Regions from separate parts of the Homo sapiens genome. Here region 2 is linked to region 1. A link is a loop called in an ENCODE intact Hi-C map of the cell type or tissue named here. Cell type or tissue: ovary. All regions are shown on one strand. Links, peaks and the distances in the headings refer to the core of each region. The heading gives the core; the rest is flanking DNA.

Region 1 (12,474 bases), core at 2,247-10,246:
GAGCCTTTGGGACAATGATGAATAGAAATAATGAAAATGGACATCTTTGCCTTGTTCTTGATCTTAGGAGAATCTTAGATCTTTTGCCTTTTCACCATTAGGTCTTTCTTTATTAAGAATGATGTTAGTTGTGGGGTTTTCATAGATGCCTTTCATCAGGTTAAGGGAGTTCCTTTCTATTCCTAGTTTGTTGAGTGTTTTTATTATGAAAGGGCGGTGGATTTTGTCAAATGCTTTTTCTGCATATATTGAGATGGTCATGTTGTTTTTTCTCTTTTATTCCAATAATATGGTATATTGCATTGATTGATTTTCTTATGCTGAGCCAAATAATGGTGCCTTTCAATAAACAGTTCTTAATCTTAATATAGGTCAATTTATTAATGCTTTACTTACTTTTTTTTCTTTTTTGAGATGGAGTCTTGCTCTGTCAACCAGGCTGGAGTGCAGTGCTGTGATCTCAGCTCACTGCAACCTCCACCTCCTGGGTTCACACTATTCTCCTGCCTCAGCCTCCTGAGTAGCTGGGATTACAGTTGCCCACCACCATGCCTGGCTAATTTTTGTATTTCTAGTAGAGACAGAGTTTCACCAAGTTGGCCAGGCTGGTCTTGAACTCTTGAACTCAAGTGATCCATCCACCTCAGCCTCCCAAAGTGCTGGGATTACAGGCATAAGCCACCATGCCCAGCCAATATTTTACTTTCTTTTGTTTTTTTGTATCCTGTGAAAGAAATCTTTGTCTATCCCAAGGTCATGAAGGCATTCTCCTATATTGTCTTTTATATGTTTTCTTGTTTTACCTTTTATATTTTGATTTATAATCCATCTGGAACTGATTTTAGTGTAAAATGTTTATAGAGATTAACATAAACATTGATTTCTAATTGACCCAGCACTGTTTATTGAAAAGATCATACCTTCCCATTGCTCCGACTTGTCACTTTTGTCATAAATTGAGCATGTGTGTGTACCTCTAGACTATTCTGTTCTATTCGTCATTTGTCTAATCTTGCTCCAAATACCACATTGTCTTAATTATTGAGCTTCATAAGAAGTCTCAATATCCTCTAGTATAAGTCCTCTTATTTTCCTTCAAGATTGGCTTGGTTATTTTTGGCTCTTTGTCTTTCTATATAAATTTTACAAGCAACTTGTGAATTTACACACACACATACAATCTCCTAGAATTTTTATTGGAATTGTATTGATTCTATAGATCAATTTTGGGGGAGAAATTACATTTTTACAATATCGAGGGTCCATGTGAGTTAACCAGCAAAGAGCTTTTTCAAGCTTTATATTTTCTATGATTTTACTCAATGAGAATAAGTAAAGCTAATAATCAAAATAACAACAATAATTTTAATACCTAACATTTGTAATAGTTACTACACACTGGATTTTTGGGTTAAGTGCTGTATAGCCATTATATTATTTACTTAGAAAAATTAACTGTTAAAATTTACCAAAAATTATGAGACCTCCATGAAGAAAGCTATACATTTTGTTACAGGGTGTAAAAACAATATTTCAACTAATTGTGAGACACAGGATGTCCTTGAATGGGAAGAATTAATCATCATAAATGTCAGTGATTTCCAAATAAATATGTACCTTAAATTAATTCCAATCAGAATATCAATGGTGTTTTCCTGGGGCTATACAAAAAGTACTTAGCATTTATATTGGAGAAATTCTAAATGTTTTAGAACTGACAACAAAAATATTTAATTGTGAAAAGACAGTGGGTGGGATTCCCTTACCAGCTATTAAAACTTTCTAGAAAACTAATATAATAATTTTAAAACTGTATGACTTTAGCTTATAAATAAGTGTACAGATCAGAAGACCAGAAAGTCAAAAAAAATCTGAGTATATATTCAAATTTAATACATGATAAAGATGGCATTTTAGTTCAGTGGGAGAGAAGATGATTTATTTAATTAATACTGCTAACATAATTGGTTATTGATCTGGAAAATAACACCTCCAGCCATGAATAAAATCATTATGAATGAATTAACCCTAAATGAAAAATAAAAAAATGGAATAAATTTAGGAGAAAATGTGTATAATTTCAAGATTGGAGCATGGCATGGGTGGGGGGTATTGCTTATGCATAACAGGAAATCTAGAATCCAGAAGAGAAAAGACAAGCTTGACTATAAAAAGTTAAAACATGGCCAGGTGCAGTGACTCATGACTGTAATCCCAACACTTTGCCAGGCCAAGGTGGGAGGATCACTTGAGGACGCCAAGAGAAGCCAGGGCAACCTAGGGAGACCCTGTCTTTACAAAAAAAATTTATAAATTAGCCAGGCATGGAGGCAGAAGTGGGAGAATTGTCTGAGCCCAGGAGTTCGTGATTGGGCCACTGCACTCCAGCCTGGGCAACAGAGCAAGACCTTGTCTCAAATAAATAAATAAATAAAAAGTAATAAAAGTTAAAACACAAGAACAGATTGGGGAAAATATCTGCAACATTCTTGATTTCTGAGTTAATATCTGTAATATATAAGGAGCTCTTGGAACTGATAAGGAAAAAAACTTACCCAATAGAAATATGCAGAAAGGACGTGACTGGGCAATACATAGGAAGGGAAATGAAAATGGTCAATAAATGAAAGATCCCCAGACTCACTAGACAGGGAAATGCAATGTATTTTATAAGGTAACATGATAGCATTTCTCACAAATCATATTGGCAAGAATTAAAAAGCTTGATAGCATTCAGTGCTTATGAAGGTGTAGATGGAACAGTTCATACAGTGTTAGTGGGAGAGTGAATTGCTGTCCTTTGGATGAAGAACGCTGGCCAGAAGCTTTGGTTAAATGTCAAACATATACACCATCTAACCAAAGAAATCCACTGGTGGATGTTATACCTCAAAGGACACATATTTACGGATGCTTTTTCATTTTTCACAGCTATTGAAAATCAGGCCTTATTTCTGGGCTCTCTGCTCTGTTCCACTGGTCTAAATGTCTGTTTTTGTACCAGTACCATGCTGTTTTGATTACTGTAGCCCTGTAGTAAAATGTGAAGTCGAGTAAGGTAATGCCTCCAGCTTTGTTCTTTTTGGTTAGGATTGCCTTAGCTATTTGCGCTCTTTTTTGGTTCCATATGAATTTTTAAATAGTTTTTTCTAGATCTCTGAAGAATGTCCTTGGTAGTTTGATAGGAATAGCATTGAATAAGGCCACATACCTACAACCATCTGATCTCTGGCAAAGCTGACAAAAACAAGCAATGGGGAAAGAGCTCCCTGTTTGATAAGTGGTGCTGGGATAACTGTCTAGTCATATGCAGAAGATTGAAATTAGACCCCTTCCTTACACCATATGCAAAAATCAACTCAAGATGAATTCAAGGCTTAAATGTAAAACCCAAAACTATAAAAGCCTTGGAAGACAACCTAAGCAACACCATTCTGGATATAGGGACTGGCAAAGATTTCATGGTGAAGACACCAAAAGCAATTTCCACAAAAGCAAAAATTGACAAATGGGATCTAATAAAATGTGGGAGCTTCTGCACAGCAAAAGAAACTATCAACAAAGTAAACAGACAACCTACAGAATGGCAGAAAATATTTGCAAGGTCTAATATTCAGCATCTATAAGGAGAAAACAACCTAATTAAAGAGTGGGCAAAGAACATGAATAGACACTTTTCAAAAGAAGACATATGTGGCCAACAAGCGTAAGAAAAAAAGCTCAAGATCACTGATCATTTGAGAAATGCAAATAAAAACTGCAGTGAGATACCATCTCACACCAGTCAGAATGGCTACTATTAAAAAGTGAAAAAATAACAGATGCTGGTGAGGTTGTGGAGAAAAGGGAATGCTTATACACTGTTGATGGGAGTGTAAATTGGTTCAACCATTGTGAAAAGCAGAGTGGCGATTCCCAAAAGAGCTAAAAACAGAACCACCATTCGACCCAGCAATCCCATTACTGGGTATATACCCAAAGGAATATAAATCATTCTATTATAAAGATACATGCACATTATGTTCACTGAAGCACTATTCACAATAGCAAAAACATGGAATCAACCTAAATGCCCATCAATAGTAGACTTTATAAAGAAGATATGGTACATATACACCATGAAATACCATACAGCCATAAAAAAGAACAAGATCATGCCATTTGCAGAAACATGGATGGAGCTGGAGGCCATTATCCTTAGCAAACTAACACAGGAATAGAAAACCAAATACTGCATGTTCTCACTTATAAGTGGGAGTCCAACGATGAGAAGACATGGACACAAAAAAGAGAACAGACACTGAGGACCACCTAAGGGTGGAGGGAGGAAGGAGGAAGAAGATCAGAAAAAAATAACTATTGGGAACTACGCTTCATACTGGGGTGACAAAATAGTCTGTACGTCAAACCTCCATAACATGAGTTTACCTATATAACAAACCTGCGCATATACCCCTGAACCTAAAATAAAAGTTTTTTAAAAAGAAAATGAGTTAGATCTAGCGTATTGACTATATGAGATATCCATAACATATTAAGTTGAAAAAGCAATGTTAAAGTACTACTGTAAGCCAGGCATGGTGGCTCATGCCTGTAATCCCAATACTTTGGGAGGCTGAGGTAGGTGGATCACTTGAGGTCAGGAGTTCAAGACAGCCTGGCCAACATGGCAAAACCCCATCTGTACTAAAAATACAAAAATTAGCCGAGCGTGGTGGCACACGCCTGTAGTCCCAGTTACTCGGGAGGCTGAGGCACAAGAATCGCTTGGACCCAGGAAGCAGAGGTTGCAGTGAGCCGAGATCTCACCACTGCACTCCAGCCTGGGGGACAGAGTGAGACCCTGTCTAAACAAAATCAATAAAATCCAAGTATGAAGAAGAAGGAAAAAAGCAACCTCTATATATGCTTTATACAGGAAATGTTTTTTATGATACATGTGATTTATAATCACTGCATAAAGTGTTTCTACCTTTTAATCCATTGTTTTGGTTGCAAAGGTCACCAGTTCTCAAGCTTGGCTGCCCTTTGGAATCACCTGGGGATTTTTAAAAACGCTGATGTCTGGGCCCTACATCCAGAGATTCTGATTTAATTGTGATGGGGTACGGCCTGGACATCAGATTTTTAAAGGCTCCTCAGGTGATTTTCATGTGAAGCAAACCCTGAGGACCAGTGGCATAGATAACTGAGGTCTGAAGCCCAATTTTGGAATAGTTTGACATATGACCTGTGAAGCTATTTTTGCAATTGTCCTGTTAACCACTAGATGGCGTGTTATCCACACTACAGCATTTCGACAACCAGGGTTTTGCCGAACTCTTGGGGAGGTGAAGGACGGAGGCAAGCAGGAAGCAACCAAGGATCGAACGGAACAGACCTGGGACCAGGAATTGTGCCAGATTCGGGCCTCATCCTGCATCACGTAGTGAGCATACAGCTTTTTTTTAAGTTCTGGGGGAAAAAATTATCATCATTAAGCCTGACTTTCCTTCAAGTCAGAGAGGAGCTGCTCCTTAGTCTCTTCCTGTTTCAGTGTCTTTTCTTGGATGTGAGTTACAGAAAGTCATTCTTTGTGGAAAGGCCACACCCTCTGTTGTTTGGCTGCAAGGGTGAAATGGAAGGATGCTCTTTGGAAATCTCTTAATTAAAAGTAAATAATTGACTGTGTAGTAAACAGCCAGAGGGGCAATATTTAAACCCTATTTATAGATTCAGATTAGTGGTGGGAGTAAATAGGACAGTCAGGAGAAAACTTAAATTAAGAAGATTCCCGTCACCCTCACACACAAGAGTGTGATTTTTTTTTCTGAAAACAAATACCTCTGGGCTTCATTTTTCTCCCTTTGATCTCAAAATAAACACCAACCTCCACACTTCTTGGTCATGCACTGCTGGTTCATTAAAGAGCCATATGCTGATTTCCTGTGAGTGTTTAACACGTCATGATTAAGGGCAAAGTCAAGAAACAATTTAAGGACAATTTTTCAATAAAATTAGCTCCAAAACTAAGTGTAATTACTGTCAGTGTTTCTATTATTTGGACTTTTTCCCATCAGAATGTATAAATAGTGTTTTTAATGAATATACAAATTATATGTTTCTGAGAACCAAGAACTCTGACTCCATGAGGAGACAGATAGTGTCTGTATCCCAGGGCAGGTAATTAATGTGAAGGATTCGAGATTTCCTTTGTAGCTATTCATCTATAAAGCAGCCTGTGAGCCATGAGGCCCTGCGGACCATCCCATCAAAAATCTCAGCCAAAATTTGTATCAGTTAGGGTTCTCCGAGAACCAGAAGCAACAGGATATATCATATATGATGAAGAAGCAACTCACATGATAATGGAGGCTGAGAAGTCCCCAGATCTGCTGTTGGCAAGCTGGACACACAAGAAAGCTGATGGTATTGTTCCAGTCTTGAGGCCAAAGACCTGAGACCAGGAGAGGCAATAATGTAAGTTCCAGTTCAAGTCCAATTCCAAAGGCAAAGGACTGATGACCCAGCTCAAAGACCAGAGAGTGAAGCTGATGACCCAGCTCAAAGACCAGAGAGTGAAGCTGATGACCCAGCTCAAAGACCAGAGAGTGAAGCTGATGACCCAGCTCAAAGACCAGAGAGTGAAGCTGATGACCCAGCTCAAAGACCAGAGAGTGAAGCTGATGACCCAGCTCAAAGACCAGAGAGTGAATTTTTGCTTACTCAGCCCTTTTTTTTCTCTATTAAGGCCTTCAGTGGATTGGATGGAAATCCAATAACTTTGTCAAAGTATGTTCCACAGAATTCAAGTTCCTTGGGATGTTAATAAAGGCAATTTGGTAGAAAAGGGCTCCAATGCCAAATAAGTGTGGAAAATCCTAGGTAAAATAAACAGATATCTTTTCTGCAGACATTCTCAGAGCCTTTAATATGTCAATGTGCTTTGCAGTTATCCAAGAAGAGGTTGTATTTTGCAAAGCTTTTCAAACTTATTTAACAAAATATCTTGTTTGGCATTTAGCACCTCTCTAAATCCTGGGAAATACTGCTTTATAAAGTACTTCAAAGCAGAGATTGTGCTTTATCTGATTGTTGTACCCCAGCCTCTAGGTCAGTGCCTGCCAAACAGAGAAATTCAGTAAGCATTTGAGGGGTCTGTAAAGTGAAATAATGAATGATGAATGAAATAGCAGTAGAGATATGGCCAAGCCGTAAACGTAAATTCTACACCAGACTAGCCTGAGTCTATGTAAGGACTTCCCAGAGCACTCCCAGAGAGCCAAAAAATGCAAAATGGATGTTGAGAAGCTTAGAGTAGAACCTCGGCTCTCACCAGTATAGGAGATGCCACAGTGAGAATGGTGTAAATGGACTCTTCCTTAGTGAAGCACATGCCAACTGTGCCCTGCCCATACCCATTGCTCTGCAACTGCCAGCACCTGCATTTCCATCTGAGGTTTTCTCTTGCTGCAGAAGCCATCTCCGTTGTCCACTTGGCAGCCCCCTGAGAGCAACCCTGGATCAATGATCAACTGGAGTCGGTGTATAAATACCCCAGCTCCCTCACTGCTTAGATGGGATAACTCTAGGCATGTGTTTTACACTACACCCAGAATGCGTGTGCTGGGTAGGATGTGCTCCAGTGGCCACGTTGATAACGAGAATGGCTGGCTTCCTCCCCATTCCTGCCTCCTTCCCTAGTCCCCTGCCTGTGGGCCTTGAGATCACCTCTCATATAAACTGCTTGCCTCCTGATCCTTGACTCAGGATCAGGGGTTCTGGGGGGCCTCTGATAAAATATTGCTTATCGTTCCTATGAACTCTCTCCTGTCTTGACTCTACCTCAGCTACAGGACCTCTGAACCCCTGGAAATTTCCCCTAAATTATTTCTTGAAGTCCTAGAAGGGGAACCTCCCATGTTCCCACAGTCCTGTTTATCAGCTGCAGTCCCCCACTGCATGGCCTGTCTTCACTGGCATTCATTGGCACTAAGGAGAGACTTGGTGATGTGCCTCATACTGTGCCAGGTGCTGGGGGTGCAAGGTGAGTGAGACAGTCTTGGAGCCTGCCTTCATGAAGCTTCCAGGCTTTTTGGGAAAATAAGCACAATCCCATTATCATGCAGATCCACATGCAAGGATAATCTTTAATAAGTGCAGGCAATTAAAACCAAAGGGTGCTATGCAGTATAGCAGGGCATCTAATCCAGTGGAAGCTATAAGAGAGACTTCCCAGAGGAACTGAACTTATTGATGAGATATGAAGGATGAAGGAACTAAGTAGGTGAGGAGGTGGGGTGGGGAAGAGACCCAGGCAGAGGAAACAGCATATGCAAAGCAATGGGTACAGAAATGTGCCCCTTTGCATGCCAATAGTCCTGATAAGTGGGCATCCTGAGTTTTCTGAAGCCACCAGTGCTGTCTAAGGAGCTGCAGCAGAGGTAGGGAGGAAAGCCATCTTCCTAACTCTGTGCAAACTTTGTCCTCTGGGCCCCCAAACAGCTCTACTTATTTCCTGAGGCTCACAAATGCGCATCTTGCAAGTCAGCTTCATCTCCTCTTCTGCAAACTGCTCATCAGCCCTTCTCTCTGCAGGAGGGTTGCACTGTCCCAGCCTCTTGCAGTTGGGCTTGGCCATGTGACTTGCTTTGGCCAGTGAAACTGGAGCAGAAGTGATGAGCTCCACTTTCTAGGGGAAAAGCCTTTAAGAGCTGATACATAGGGGCTATGCTCTCTTTCCTCTTTGCCATGGCAACTGGCAGTGTTCCAGATGGGTTAGCTCTGTCTGTCCAGGACCACGATGACACATCAGCTGACCCTCAGTAATTATGTGGCATAAGCAAGAAATAAGCTTTTGTTGTTTTAAGCCACTGAGATTTGAGGGTTACTTCTGTATGTAGCATGGTCTAGTAGCCCATCCTGACTGATGAACCTGTGAAAACTGGTCCAGGAAAGCCCCACACAGACAGGATAGCATAGCAGGTAACTGCCCCATCTCTGGGGCCCCATGGCTTGTGATACTTGCATTTGAATTCTGGCTCTGCCACTTCCTCCCTGAGAGACGCTGGGAAAATTACTCAAGTTTTTTATGCCTCTGTCTCGTCACCTATTAAATGGCAGTAATGTACAGTTTGGGCAACAAAGCAAGACCCCATCACAACAAAAAAACAAAACAAGATAAATTAGCTGGTCATGGTGACACGTGCCTATAGTTTCAGCTAATCATGAGACCGAGTCGGGAGGATCGTTTGAGCCAGGTCAAGGCTACAGTGAGCCATGATCGCACTGCTGTACGTCCAGCCTGGGTGACAGAGCAAGACCCTGTCTCAAAAAAAATTAAAAAAAAATAAATTAGCAATAATTGTATTTACTGCATATCCTTGTGAGAATTACCTAAATTAATTCATGTAGGCTGGGCACCGTGGCTCACACCTGTAATCCCAGCACTTTGGGAGGCCGAGACGGGCAGATCACCTGAGGTCAGGAGTTCGAGAATAGCCTGACCAACATGGTAAAACCCCGTCTCTACTAAAAATACAAAAATTAGCCTGGCATGGTGGCTCATGCCTGTAATCCCAGCCACTTGTGAGGCTGAGGCAGGAGAATCGCTTGAACCCGGGAGGTGGAGGTTGCAGTGAGCCAAGATCGCGCCATTGCACTCAAGCCAGGGCGACAAGAACGAAACTCCATCTCAAAAAAAAAAAAAAAAAAATTCATGTAAAGAGCTTGGAAAATTGTCAGGCACAGAGCAAGTGTTCAATAAATGTTAGCTTTATTATTAATATTTCCTCAAAAACAAACAACAGTTGGATGCTGCAGGTTGTCTAGGTCCGTTTTTAGGAAAAATATTATCCAGAAGAAACCTCACTGACTTCTGACTTCAAGAGAGAAAATCTCCTATATCAGGGGATGCAAACCCAAATGCCTCTGAGGAGTCACAGAGACACCTTACCATATTATTTTGATCTATGTTTGATAGAGACCCAGGTACAAAGAAACACAGGCTCTTCTATAATGAAAACAATGGTGCAAATGAAGTGATAAGTGTTCAGCTTCCATGTGGGGTGGGGGAGCTACAAGCAATATCGGTGCTATGGAGGAGGGGTGCACTGGAGCCGACAAACCCTGTCCAGAGGGGAGTTGGGACCATCTGCAAATGTAGGTGGAGCAATGCTAGATTTTCAGATTTTGTTGCTTTAAGAAAAAAGTAAGGCCGGGCGCGGTGGCTTATGCCTGTAATCCCATCACTTTGGGAAGCTGAGGTGGGTGGATCACTTGAGGTCAGGAGTTTGAGACCAGCCTGGCCAACAGGGTGAAACCCTCTCTCTACTAAAAATACAAAAATCAGTCAGGTGTGGTGGCGCGCGCCTGTAATCCCAGCTACTCTGGAGGCTGAGGCACAGGAATCACTTGAACCCGGGAGGCGGAGGTTTCAGTGAGCTGAGATTGTGCCACTGCACTCCAGCCTGGGTGACAGAGCGAGACTCCATCTCAAAGTAAAACAAACAAACATAAAAAAGAAGTAAGGAGATTCTCATTTTTAACTGTGAACTTGTTTATTTTTAAAACATTGTTTAGGCCAAACAGATCACATCAGAAGGGTGGATGCAGTCGGTAGTTTGCATCCCTGTTCAAGAACCCGCACATGCATGGGGCAGATGGCATCCCTACGTGTGTGCTTGTCTGGGTGGCTTTTCCAGAACCTAGGGAAACACCTTCCCAAAGACGCTTGCAGGCCTCCATCTCCTGCAAACATAAAAGCCCCCCCCACCCAGGGTTGAAATGACAACGTTTTCAGGACCCAGTGACCTCTCCAAGTTTCCCAGCTCTGGTTCCTCTCTTGGACCGAGCTCAAAGCGATGTGAGTGGTCTCTTCTCAGCAGTCTTTGGGAGACATAAGCTTGTCCCATCCTCCTGGCCTCAAAATAGGAGGTGAATGGACTGGGGAAAGTGCAAGGCACCCCGCCTCCTCACCTGCTCCACACCCCTCAGGGCCATATGTCAAAGACATACAGGTCTTCTAGATAACTTTGAGCGAGGGGCCCGAAGCTGCAGCCCTGGAGCAATGTGCCTGTTTCTCTATTTGGAATCCATCTGACCCTGTCCTCCTAGCAACAGTCAGTCAACAGCAGGTGTGCAGTCCCCACACTGGTCCTCCCAGATGCCTCCTGTCTCTGCAGGATTCCTCCCAGCCTCCCCTTTCCCCCCCTCACACAATGGGGAGAGGTCTGAAGGCCAGAGACTTCAGGACATATATTCCCCCTCACTTTTGTCTGTTAGGCTTGGCCTGGGGGAAGCTATGAATTTATACCAGCCAGGGTAGGGCAGCGGATCCTTCCAAATCATCACCAATGACTTTTTTTTTTTTTTTTTTTTTTGAGACAGAGTCTTGCTCTTGTGTCCCAGGCTAGAGTGCAATGACACAATCTTGGCTCACTGCAACCTCTGCCTCCCAGGTTCAAGCTATTCTCCTGCCTCAGCCTCCCGAGTAACTGGGAATACAGGTGCCAATCACCATGCCCGGTGGTATTTTTTAGTATTTTTAGTAGAGACGGGGTTTCGCCATGTTGGCCAGGCTGGTCTCCAACTCCTGACCTCAAGTGATCCATCCACCTTGGCCTCGCAAAGTGCTGGGATTACAGGCATGAGCCACCACGCCCAGCCCATCACCGTGACTTCTAAGTTGACACCAAGCAGATTACTTACATTTTTTTGATGATTCAGTCTCTTATCTGTAACGTAGGTGTAATAATAGCATATTCAGAGTCATGTGCCACCTAATTCATTAGCATTTCCTAATCCCAGTGAGCTTCTTGGGGGGAGAGCAGCACTACACTATAGGATCACACAGCTCAATTCACTGGTAGCAGCCAAATGGGGAAAATGATATTGAGGAATGTGATTTCAAATACTTCACAGTGATGTATTAATTATTTCACTCGACTGTCAGAGTTTCTCACTGCAATTTATCTTCCATGTGGGTTTCTGCAAATAGAGCTGGCAGACTTTTTCTCCCCAGTCTGACCCCAATTCCAATCCCAGTTCCAATTGTTGTTGAATTTCTTGCATGTGGTCTAATCCTGTAGCCACACATGAACATGGGAACAAACTGGTTTTTAATAACGTGGAAGAGGCAGGAGAAAGAGAACCTTCCCCAAGTAATGAGATGTGGACAGCCTAACGTTCTGGAAGAAGAAAAAACCTTTCTAGAGACTTTTTTTCCCCCAGAATTATCCTCATTAATATCAGGAGACATTTGCTGCCACTTTAAAAGAAGAAGCTTTGTAACATGCCTGTAACTAGCACAGAGCAAATTAATTTATTTCAGGTGAATTCATAGCAGCAACGGGCAAAGCTCTTGCTCACACCTTTCCCCTCCAGCAGGTACACGGGGACTGATGCATCCTTCTGTGGGAACTTTGGACATGGCAGGTCCTTAGAAAGGGCTCGTTACCAAGGCGAGAGTAGCAAACTGTTCTTTCTCTTGCAGAC
Region 2 (12,474 bases), core at 3,053-11,052, 210 kb after region 1:
ATAAGATGAAATGTGGCAAACCACGGAACTATACTGAGTATGTCTCCTGGCGGATCTTAGGTACTCTTTAAACATTAGCTACTATTATTATTTGATCCCTAGACTGAACTTCTAGTCCTGACTCTGCTAATTCTGCCTGCTCAGCTGAAGTGTACATGGGGTAGGAGAGATGTCCAGTCTCGCATTATGACCCGCTGGTCTCTCATCCTTGGAGGTGTCCAGTGGATTATAACGTGCTGGGAAGTGGGTAAATGGGGAGACCCCAAGCCATGTCTCTGATCAGTTCATATACTAGTAATCCACAGATTTAATTTCCAGGGGAGGGCTATGTGGCAAAGAAAGAAAAAAAATCATAAGACAAGATTCTAAAATATTTCAAATTTCACCTCTGCTCAAATGAAAATATTACAAATTCTAGTTTTTCAGCACTGTTCTTCAATCCATTCGCTCGAAAATAATCTTCATTTAGTGCAGGTTGGACATGGGTTTACCCAAGACATCATTTGAAGGCCCAGTATAGTTCAGATGCTATTGTGAAGGGTCTTCAGGATGCAGGTACCCACTGGGGTGGTGGAGGTAGGGTGGGGGCTGAGGCTGCCAAGAAAGCTTTCAACTTCCACTAGGAAGGAGTTCCTTTTAGACAGGGAAAAAAGTTTCCCATGCTTCCAATGACTTTACTTGGCTCTTCAACAAACAAACAAACTCCCAATACAATGTGCTCCTAAATAACTTTATTCAACTTTTACACAGTGATATGGTTTGGCTCTGTGTCCCCACCCAAATCTCATCTTGTAGCTCCTATAATTCCCACATGTTGTGGGAGGGACCCGCCGGGAGCTAACTGAATCATGGGGTGGGTTTTTCCCTTGCTGTTATTAGTTAATATGTCTCACAAGATCTGATGGTTTTTAAAATGGAAGTTTCCCTGCACAAGCTCTTCTTCTCTTGGCTGCTGCCATGTGAGATGTACCTTTCACTTTCCGCCATGATTTTGAGGCCTCTCCAGTCACATGAAACTGTGAGTCCAATAAACTTCTTTCTTTTGTAAATTGCCCAGTCTTGAGTATGTCTTTATCAGCAGTGTGAAAATGGACTAATACACCCAGATTAGATGAAAACTCTCTGGACGTAGCAAAGGGATCCAGAAGCTCCTTCCTCTGTGGTAAGGAAAAGACTTCCTACAACCAATAAAGAAACAGGTGAAGAAGCAAGTCCCTTGTTATTAATTACTGGGCTGAGATGGAGGTGAGTGAGAGGTAAATACCATTATGATACCAAATTTTAGGACAGGCATCCTGAAATGCTCTAACAAATGGACGATGCTAAACAATTCTATTCAACAAGGTTCTGCACCTAGTTCCTACTCTCTGGTTCAATCAGAGGTTACTCAAAGTTACGGGTTCACCGGAACAACTTGGATGCTTGCTTGAGAGCTGGGTCTAAATATCTGCCATTATGACTTCCCAGGTCAAAGGAATCTCTTCCTGGATCAGTGGGCTGGATATCTGAGTTGCAAGCAAGAACATACGCAGGCTGTTTTCTGATTGAAAAGAGCACTGGCTTTGTGCATGCGCGCCCTGGGCCAGCTCCTGGGCATGGAGGTGGAAAGGACAGCCAACTGGCTGGTGCAGCCGTCAGACTGCCCAGTTCTCATGCCTCCCGCACCTCCACTATCTAAGACCAACTGCTCTGCTTCACAAAAAGTCATCCTGGTGCCAGTGCCATGGGAACATTCCTTCACTCTTGCTCCATCACTCAAGGCCATTGCAACGGAAGGGAGTATGTCAGGAGTACATTGCCCACCTGCTTTTCTCAGATTTCCCCTCTCTGACCCTGTATCAAGGAAGTTGCATTCACTCATCCATTTGGCAAAGATTTCTGTAATTTCCTGGTATGGGCACTCTTGAGCTTCTGGGATGCGGCTGTGTCTGCCTGTACTCCAGGTTCAGAACACAGAAGCGCTGACAGTACTAAATCATGATGGGGATACACAAACACACACACACATGCACATCTTTTCTCTCCTAGCCCCTGCTCCAACCACACTGGCTGTTTTCTTTTCCTTGGAAGGAAGCAGACCATTTCCTGACTCTGGGCCTTCACACACGCTGTTCCACCTGCCTGGCTTATGCCTCCTTGCACTCTGGACCTGCCTAGAGATGCCTTAATGACCTGCCTGCTGGATGTCATCATTCCCAAGAGGTCTCTCCTGACCGCCCTCTCTGAGTAGGTGCCATTCCTGCAGCCCCATCATTTTATGATAACATCCTTCCCATCTCCTTCAAAGCACTGATCGTGTTTACAATCAAAGACTTATTTTTGTTTTTGGCCAGGGCCTAGGTGGAAGAGAGAATGAGGAGTTACTGTTTAATAGGTACAACTTCAGTTGTGCGAGATGAAAAGAGTTCTGAATATAAATGATGGTCACGGCTGCAAAACAATGTGAATGTTCTTACTGTCACTGAACTGTACACATAAAAACGGTTGGATGGTAAATTTTATGTTATGTGCATTTTACCACAGTTTTTAAAAGACTTACTTTTAGGTTTACTGCCTCTCTCTCTTCCACTAGTGTACACTGTACTAGGGCAGGAATCCTGTTTTTTCACTGTGTTCCCAGGGCCATGCTCAGTATATACTTGTAATGCACACATTGTAAGCTCCTTGCGGGACACCATTCCTTATTTTTATTTGCCTCACAGCTCCTCCCAGAGAGCCTTACACACAGATAGAGACAGGTGTTAATTTAGCCCTGGACGACTACATAGGCAAACTTTCCAAAAGCAAAGCCCTTGAATTGTATATAAAATGGGGGGAGGCAGGTGTGCACATACAGACTTTAAGATGTCTCTTCTTCTGCCTTGGCTTACAAGAATCTCAAGGGAGTGCGGTGGTTCATGCCTGTAATCCCAGCACTTTGGGAGGGTGAGGCGCGTGGATCACCTGAGGATGGGAGTTCGAGACCACCCTGACCAACATGGAGAAACCCCATCTCTACTAAAAACACAAAATTAGCCGAGTGTGGTGGCACATGCCTGTAATCCCAGCTACTCGGGAGGCTGAGGCAGGAGAATCGCTTGAACCCGAGAGGTGGAGGTTGCGGTGAGCCGGAGATCGTGCCATTGCACTCCAGCCTGGGCAACAAGGGCGAAACGCCGTCTAAAAAAAAAAAAAAAAAAGAATCTCAAGGGAGCCAGGTTCCAGGAAGAATAATCTTCCTTCTCATGTGGTGTGGTCGTTGCCAATTTGACCATACAGGTCCTGTGTAATACCCATGCGGTATGTGGTGTTTTTTTTTGTTGTTGTTGTTGTTTGTTTTTTTTAATTGAAAGCTGTCTCGAAATCTCTTTGGAATTAGACAACATATAAATGGAAAGCAAGTAAGTCCAATAATAGAAGGGAGTTTCCTGGCGGATAAGTACTTTCCTATGTTTCAACAGTCAACTGTTATTAAATAAATAGACGATGACAAGAATAATATGAAAAAATATTTCCTTGCCCCTTCCTCGAAAAAGAGAAAAAAAGGATAAAAATCTGAGAAACCACTTTTAGGAGATGAGCAGTAAAATGAACCAGAGGCCTCTGGCTGCATTTCTTTGCAGGTTTCCCCAGGAATAACCCAAAGAAATAATCTAACCTATGCACAAGCCCAGCTCTCTCACAGGTAACACTTGCTTCTGGGCAGACCAAAAACTTTTTAATGAAGATAATCCTCTCTCAAGGGTGTGAGATGAGTCAGAGCTGCAGGTACTAGCAGGGAAGGGAAGAATGAATGTTTAGTAGTAGTAGGAAGGTACCTAACATTTACGGGGCACTCACTGCTACCCGTGCTAAGCGCTTGGCATACGCTGTCAGATTTCATCTGTGCAACAAGCCAAAGAGGGAGGGCCTGCCGTTCCCATCTTCAGAACCAGAGCCTGAGGCACAAAGAGAGAGTGTGTGTGACTTCCCAGAGTCACACAGCTTGAAGAAGGCAGAGCTGGAATTCCAACCTGGGCGACCTGACTTCAGGGTCAGTGCTTCTAACCAACAGGCTACAGGGCACCTGTATGCGCCACAGAGTTTTCTAGCGTAATTCTCGTAACTCGTAGGAGAAATCAGCATTATTTCCCCAGACTGAGGGTCTAAGAGGCTGTATCTTGCCAAGGAGACAGAACTCACATACTGATTGCCAGGAGCTTGCATAAGGCTCATTTCCATGCCTTAAAGATCTGTCAGGGCCATTCTAAAGGACCCCCCCCCCAAAAAAAAAAACCCAACAGATTTGGCTTTTTTTTTTTTTTTTTGGAGACAAGGTCTTACTCTGTTGTCCAGGCTGGAGTGCAGTGGTGCCATCATGGCTCACTGAAGCCTTGACCTCCATCTCAGCCTCCCAAGTATCTGGGACTACAGGTGTGCACCACCACGCTCTGATTTTTTTTTGGAGACAGAGTTTCACTCATTCTTTTGCCCCAGCTGGAGTGCAGTGGTGAAATCTCAACTCACTGCAACCCCCAACTCCCGGGTTCAAACACTTCTCTGAGTAGCTGGGATTACAGGCATGCACCACCACAACCATCTAATTTTTGTATTTTTAGCAGAGACGGGGTTTCGTCACGTTGGCCAGGCTAGTCTCGAACTCCCGACCTCAAGCGATCTGCCCGCCCTGGCCTCCCAAAGTGCTGACATTGGAGACACGAGCCACTGCGCCTGGCCTGGATTTGGCTATTTTAAAAAGTGGAAACTTTACTGCTATGCTTAACCTAACTTCAAAATATTTCTCAATTATTCCTACTTTAAAAATACTACAATTCACACAGTTGATAAAGCACAGAATTAGCACCACATCAAACATAGTGTTTAATCACAATGGCTTTAAAAATATATAAAGTCAAAAAGCTTTTAAGTTCTTATTAAATATTTGTTCATTTAACACTTGGTCTACCCGTTTGTAAGGCATGTCAGGCAATTGTGAGGGCTAAGAGACATACACAAGGCACACAGTCAGATGCAGGTGATGAGATGTACACACAGATAATAATTAGAGGTAAGGATTCACGTCATAAAAGATACCTAACGGGAGGACAAGAACACTTCCAGCCAAGAGGCCCACACGATGGCAAGGCATATGCAAGGCAGGAGTGTGCAAGCAGTGACTTTAGACCTAGGCAAAGGAGCCGTGGGGACTCAAGACTGGCAAGTGGTAGGGGTGGGGCTTCTCGAATTTATGTATTTCAACAGAAAATTATAAATCACTACTCATATTAATATATAACTTAAAATTCTTAAAAATTAGCTCAGTGCTTTTTGCCTTTAAGAAATATTTTAATTAAACAAACCCAATTTGTTTTAAAACTTCACAGAACGAGGTTCAGAAAGTGGCTTTTGTTGCTGCGCAAAGTTGATGCCTACGGATCATCTATTCCTAAAGTTGTTTAGAATGGGTTATTTCTCTCTCTCTCTCTCTCTCTCTCTCTCTCCCCCTTTCTCTCCTGGCACAAGGAAGTTTTACACCATCTACAATCCCTCCGTTAGATTAAAAAAAAATAAACCTCCATTGTGAGAGGCGCCATTGGTGTCTGCCTCCTTGTCTTCCAGTCACAAATGGAGAGGCGGGCTGAAGAACAGCTTCACTGCTCAGGATGTCATGAATTTAAAAAAGTGTAGCAATGGTGCTTGGCCAGACAGAGTGGAAAACAAAGCCTCAGTCATTTGTTTAAACAAATTCACAAAAACAAAAACACTTCCTCCACGTACCCGTACCCAGTGAATTCTAAAAAGGATCACACATTTAGTATGACTTTTAAAACTTTCACTTTCACACATTAAAAACAACATGATGGGAGCAAACAAGCGGACATCACCCCTCACTCGTGCTTATCTATTTCTGGTTTCATTAAGCTGCCGAAACGACCGCCAGCGCTTCCTCTCATCCCAACAGGAAAATTTCATGGCTCCTGAAGGTCTGAGTCAGACTGGAAAGCTCATGAATATTCTGAGTTTCTGGAGCTGATGCAAGGACGTCACTATAATTGATGACCAGGCAGAGCTATCTACTACACGTTTGAACCACTCCTCTGAAATAATTTATCAGAAGTTAGATTTTCGTTTCTAAAGCTATTAATAACAAGAGTCTGTTTCTGATTTTTAAGATGAAGTTCAATCTTTCAAGCCATTCTGCTTTTCAATAAATTCCCTCTATTTGCAGAGGCCCGCATTAATATACTCCTTGCTTTACTGCATTTTAATAAAGGTGATGAGAAAATAAACCGAAGAGAACCTGAAGCTTCCCACATGCAATGGGAAGAAAGCAGCGTGCTGCAGATTTAAATCAGGATCTGCATTTACTGGGTACACGGAAGTGAAGAGAGTACGTGCATCTGTGTGGTGGCGGCGGGGGACAGAGACAGAGGCGTCTTCCTGTGGACGGCAGGAGCGTCCTGGGCTGTTCCGCTGAGATTTGGGCTCTGAGTCATGGGGTGCTCGCGTGGAACAGTAAGACCGAGTTCAACTGAGAACGCCCGCACGTATCCTATGTTAATTTTTCTTTTGCAAACACATTTGCATCTTTTACTTTCATTTTAAACTGCGCCCCGTGCATATGTGCACTACCAACCCATCCGGGTGACGGGCAAGTTGTATCTACTCTGGGAGCCTCCTCCTGCCTGCGAGGCAAGTGGCGACCCCAGAGCGGGAGGTGGGAGCCCCCTTTTCTTACGGTTCTCGGACCGCAGATTTTCCATCAACACTCAATTAGGTTTAAAGATACACTAGGGTGTGTACTGAGATAGTTCAAAATGATTTCCTTCCAACATAAAATGGATCGTGAACCACGGGAATCCTGAGCCCTCCACTTCCCAGCGAGGCAGCATGACTGGTGCTGTGAGACGGATCCACCAGTGATCGAAACCGCGTTCTGCTAGGGAAATTGAGGTTTGGACCACGTGGTCAAGGACAAATGAAAAACCTTTTACGCATTTCCAAATATCAAAATTAAAGAATTAAAAGAGAAAAAAACCCCAAGGAGTTCATATCTTCCCAAACCACAAAGCCACGCCCGGGCCCCACTCCCTTTTCTATCCACTTTAGCACATGCCGAAGCCCAGCGTGGCCTGGGACCACGTGAGGGACGGTGGGCGTGGCCGGGGCGCAGTCACGTGGCCGCTATGCACGCCGAGCCCCACCTCCAGCCAGCCCCTCCTTGGCGGCTGCAGGAGCCCAGCCAGCGATCCAGGCGGCGTTTCCAAACCCAGATCCACGCCTGTACCTGCAATGACTTACAGGATATTTTAGGAATTAGTCCAACATATCCTTTGGGATATCCTTTGGGGTCTGTAAGTAATACTCAAATAGATTTTACCTATCTCGCTGTATTCTGCAGCCAACTTTAAAACATTCATCTGGAAACTGCAAACACAAAATAACCCTTAGTGCATGATATTGTGAATTCTGTGCCCGTCTCCCCTTCAAAAGCTATATAGTATATACTTAGTACACAAACTAACTCAGAATCATGTATCCTACTGTAAGGAGTCCTCTTTGGTCCAGCAAGCATGTGTGATCTGATACCTAGCCTACTGAGATGCCTACGATTCTTTTCTTCACATCTCCCAAATATAACAGCTACATTTCAGACTCCTAAAATTTAATTTGGAATGAGTTACAAATATCAGTGAGGAAAAACGAGGGCCACAGGAAGCTTAGTATAGCTTGCACGCTCTTGTGTGAGGGCCATAATAAAATTACAAACTGGGATGGATTGCATGATATTTAAAAAATTTAGCCATTCGGTTTCATCAAACAGAAGCATGAGATTTGATAAAATGTTACACTTGAGGAGTATAAATCTTTTTTATTTTAAAAATAATAGAAAAGACCACATAGAGTAAAATCAAAGAATACAACAGACAATTTTTTAAAACTTTCTTTTGGCTAAAGAGTTATTTTTAGGCTGAGCGCTGTGGCTCCCGCCTGTAATCACAGCCCTTTGGGAGGCCGACTGGAGAAGATAGCTTGAGGCCAGGAGTTCAAGAGGGACCTGGGCAACACAGACCCCATCTCTACGAAAAATTAAAAAATTAGCTGGGCATGGTGGCACACGCCTGTAGTGGCAGTTACTCAGGAGGCTGAGGTGGGAGCATTAACTTAAACCTGGGAGGTTGAGGCTCCTGCTCCAGTGAGCTATGAGAGCAACACTGCACTCCAGCCTGGGTGACAGGCCAAGATGTCTCAAACAACAAGTGATTTTAGTATTTCAGTGATGGAAAATTCTGAATAATGATTTCTTCATACCAATTAGATTTGGGACTGCTGAAATTTAATTAAATAGGGGGCCTCCTCCAACTTGTTTGCCATGTTGGTAATGTTTGCCTATTTATTTGAGACAGTGTCTTGCTCTGTTGTCCAGGCTGGAGAGCAGGGGCATGATCACACCTCACTGCAGCTTTGACCTCCTGAACTCAGGTGATCCTCCCACCTCAGCCTCCCAAGTAAGTGGGACCACAGGTGCATGCTACCATGACAGGCTAATTTTTTTTTTTGTAGTGATGTGGTTTCCCTATGTTGCCCAAGCTGGTCCCAAACTCCTGGCTCAAGCAATCCTCTTGCCTATGGCCTCCCAAAGTGCTGGGATAACAGGCATGAGGCACCACACCCAGCCACGTTTATTCTAAAAGAGGAAAGCAACACTTTGAACACTTCTTTTAATTACAGCTTTAAAAACTCAGAAATAAAATGTCACATGATAAATTAAATTCATGGTGTTGATGTAAACCTTCCCAACCCATCTCAAGCATCTGGGCTGTGCTTCAGAGTCAGTTCCCCAATAGCATTCTCTTGAGTATCAAAAACGAGAGATTTGCAGCCAGGACCAAAACTATGAGACTATTTTGGCAATTAACATCTCCTGTCATCTTCTTCACCTCCTTTGTAGGGAGAAAGGGCAAGAACATTTCAAATAACATTCATATGTGGGATTTCTTAAGCTTCTGCATATTTTTTCTTCTTCATGTGACTAGTAATTGTCCTCCCAAATAAAAGTGGACTTGCCACTGCTAGTTAAAAAGTTTATGTCCCTCACTGTTAAAAAATACATAAAATCCTGAGAGTAGAATCCAATTACTAAGTGTAGAAAACAGAAATAGAAAATCACCATTTGGCAAACATCACAGTAATGGATGTTAAAATTAGTGGGTGAAAGAATAATGAGGAACAGAATGCTTGTTTAGATAGTCTCAAGTATCTACCTCCAAAAGATTCTTCCTAATTACAAAGAGAAAAATAGTAATGATAATGGAGGAAGCCACAGAGACCACCTTAACTAAGGGATCAAAGCTAACAGCACCAGGAAAGGAAACATCACGCATCTCCTGACAGGATGCGCAAAGACACAAACAGCAGCACCTCTGTGATCTCCAAGTTAAAAATGTACCCCCCAAATTTAATCAGGAGGAAACATCCACAAACTCTAACAGAAAGATATTCTACAAAATAACTGGCCCCATGTTCTCCAAAAGTGCGAACTTCGTGAATGACTAAAGAAAACCCAGGAAAACGTCCCAGAATTAGAAAAACTGAACACAATAAATGCCAGGTAGGATCGTCTCTTGGATCTGGAACCAAAAAAAGGGACATCAGTGGGAAAATAGTGAAATCCGAATTCAGTCTGGAGATTAACAGCACTGGAGTATGGAGTGAACACTGTTTTGATAACCGTATTACGGTTATGTAAGATGTTAACATCTGTGGAAGCTGGGTGGAGGGTGTTCCAGAACTCCTGGTACTCTTTGTAACCTTTATGCAAGTCTGAAATTATTTCAAATTAAAAAGTTAATAAACGTTTTTAAAAGTTGATAAAGCAAAAGAAAACAACTTACAGCATGATCATCAACTAAGTTGAGAAAAAGACCTTTGAACTATAAGGATACATGCAAATCAATAAATGACTGACAAACTCAAAAATCCCACCTCCAATGATACACTTAACTTTGCATTCCTTGCACTTGAACCAGAGTTACTAAAAGCCGTGCACCTCAAGATAAAGTCACTGATAGCTTAATAAATAAGGTGAATCCCTAGTTTAGAGATATGACAAACCTCTACTTTTTACAGATGATTCCTAGAGAAATACTGTTGCTGGAGTTTATTCAGGCTGGTAGAGAACCGGGCATCCCAAGTTGAGGGCCCTTTCCATTCTGACATATTGCCTAGCATTTAATTTAGCTTAGATTTGTCTTCCAGCGAGGTGCAAGTGGGAAGTTAAGATGGTTGAAGGATGCAAAGAGGAACAGTCAACAAAATGCACGACAGAAAATTATGTGCGACTCTCCTGGATCCTTGTGACAACTCCTTGTCCTTTTTCTTCAAATGTAGTGAGAACTGTGTTTTTCTAACTTGCCCATATACCCTGCTCTATCATCTGCTACAGATAATATATGCTTCTGCTCTCTGCATGTTATACATAAAACAGATCAAATTCTTTCAACAGCAAAAATCTTTATTGCATTAGCAGAAATTTCCCAGCATCATAAGCCCTACAGTTTCCTGATCCACCACTATGTGGTAGGGAAGGCAATAAAAAGAGTTTGTCAGGGTTTCACCCAAATCTCATCTGAAAAGCTTGATCTACTTTTTTCCGGAGACCAGCCCCAAATGAAATGATCCTCATTGGGGAATAACAAAAAATTGAGGCCAAAAGTGAATGTGAAAAGCTACCATTTTTATTTTGTGTTCCCAGCATTATGGGATATGCAACAGAAGATGAGAATTCTGCTGTCAAGGAATGTACAAAATCCTTTTAGGTACATGTGCCCTATTTAGGCAGTATTACTGAAAGGAAAGGAGTGAGCGTACCATGGATTTGGTCCGTGCCTTGTACCAAGAGCCATGCTAAGGCTTCTCTGATTACATCCCCATAAGCTCCTTTTTACAGAAAGGAGACTAAGGTGCAAAGACTTGCTGACTTGTCCAGCATCAGAGGCTCAGAGGTGGTAAAGACGGGATACAAACCCAGAATGTCTTCACCCCAGGATCTAGGCTCTGTCAGACCATGCTGTCTCCCAAATGAAAACAAGTTTTGCTTGCAAAGGCTGCAACAACTAGGAAGTATGTAGTAGAGGGTGGAAAGCTAATGTCCCCTAGAAGCAGGGCCTAACCTGAGAACTGCGAGAGAGGCCATGGAGGTTGGGGTTATGAACACTAAGGAGCACCAGCGCTGCATGCAGAGGGTGTAAGGGTCCTCCCTACGCGGGTCAGCATGGTGAAAGAGAAGGACTAGGAGGGCGGAGCTAATAGTAGGAGGGGAGAAGACCGATAACAAACTTCTTCAGAATGTCCCTGCATGTATATTTATCTGAGAGGAAGGTGTAAGGAGGCCCTTCTAAAATACTATGTCATTGAACTAGGTGTGCCAAGGTCTTGTATATAGCACATCAAGGGGAAAGTGCATTCATTTGGAAGATTTGTTTTTTCACTACTGAGTTGGGCTTCGATGTGGGTAAATGAGTTACATTCATTTAAATTATTCCAGCAACTATCATGAGAGAGACAGACTGAGACGGAGAGATGTTCAGAGAAAGACAGAGACATAGATGGAGGGAGGGAGGGAGGGAAGAAAAAGAAAAAAAAATCATGCAAAGGAATAAATTTATCACACATTTATACCTCACCTTTCCAGAACTCAACTATTCAGCAAATAAACATTTCTGGGGTAGTCAAGCACCAGGAAGAAGCTTGGTTTCACTTACTGCCTATTTACTCTTAACACATAACTCTAACAAGCTTAGAAATCTGTTTTCAAAGCACTCACAGCAAAAAGGAAGTGGCAAATAATCACCTACAGAGGGGCTGATGGAGACGGCTTTCTCTTCTTACTGAAATAAGTCTATTAAACAGAAATGGAGACATAAAAATGGTAAAACCAAACCATAAGAACACAATAAGCACAAGAAACCTTCAGCAGAGGGCAAACTGCCTCCCACTCAGCCTTGAGGGTATCACTGTATTATGCATAATACAACAATTTATGCTCGCTGATGTCCTCAAGTTGGCCAGAAATGACTAAATTATATTCACTGGAGTAAGAAGCAAAGAAGTACAGAATACATGTTGGAAAGATTTCCAGCATGATAGTGCACAAAAACTGGTGCAGTAGTCTCAGTTCTCCCTAAGGCTTTAATGTATTTCATCATCTGGTCATTGCTCGATCTGACAAATATTTACTGAGCATATTGGAGAGACTTGCTGTGAGAGGCCTGGCTCCTGCTTTCACGGAGTTCAAAATCTACTAAGAAGCTGAGATACTCAAGATCCACATTTCTACTAGGATGGTCTGTACAAGGGTTTGGATTGTTGTACTAAGTGCTGCGCACTGACTCCGAAAATCATGACTTATTTTTGGATATGAGCAACTGAAATTGGCCTAAATGTTAAGAAACGGTGTGCCATTTCAAAAGTCTTTGATCATACAGTTCAGAGTCAAGGATCAGTCAATACTTC

The links. Peaks named below come from ENCODE experiments on the same cell type or tissue, not always from the same donor. Only the 100,000 strongest peaks of a DNase experiment are listed, where the experiment ranks them.
Region 2: a loop joins it to region 1, with 2.4 times the contacts of the local background. A loop is called at or near these places in 32 of 110 quality-filtered maps.

The regions. Positions count from the first base shown.
Region 1 is chr15:99,069,695-99,082,168 of GRCh38, reverse strand. No RefSeq gene overlaps it. Among named protein-coding and RNA genes, the nearest start is that of SYNM, 29 kb to the left of the region's middle. RefSeq lists an enhancer at 8,907-9,096. In ovary, for the core only: a CTCF peak has its summit at 5,302 (motif pointing right); DNase peaks (open chromatin) are centred at 5,328 and 9,268; H3K4me3 peaks cover 260 bases; H3K27ac peaks cover 491 bases.
Region 2 is chr15:98,860,140-98,872,613 of GRCh38, reverse strand. The region is part of intron 2 of IGF1R (insulin like growth factor 1 receptor); the gene reads right to left. Among named protein-coding and RNA genes, the nearest start is that of MIR4714, 82 kb to the right of the region's middle. In ovary, for the core only: no CTCF peak of the experiment used is centred there; DNase peaks (open chromatin) are centred at 5,892, 6,403 and 7,083; H3K4me3 peaks cover 1,770 bases; H3K27ac peaks cover 2,796 bases.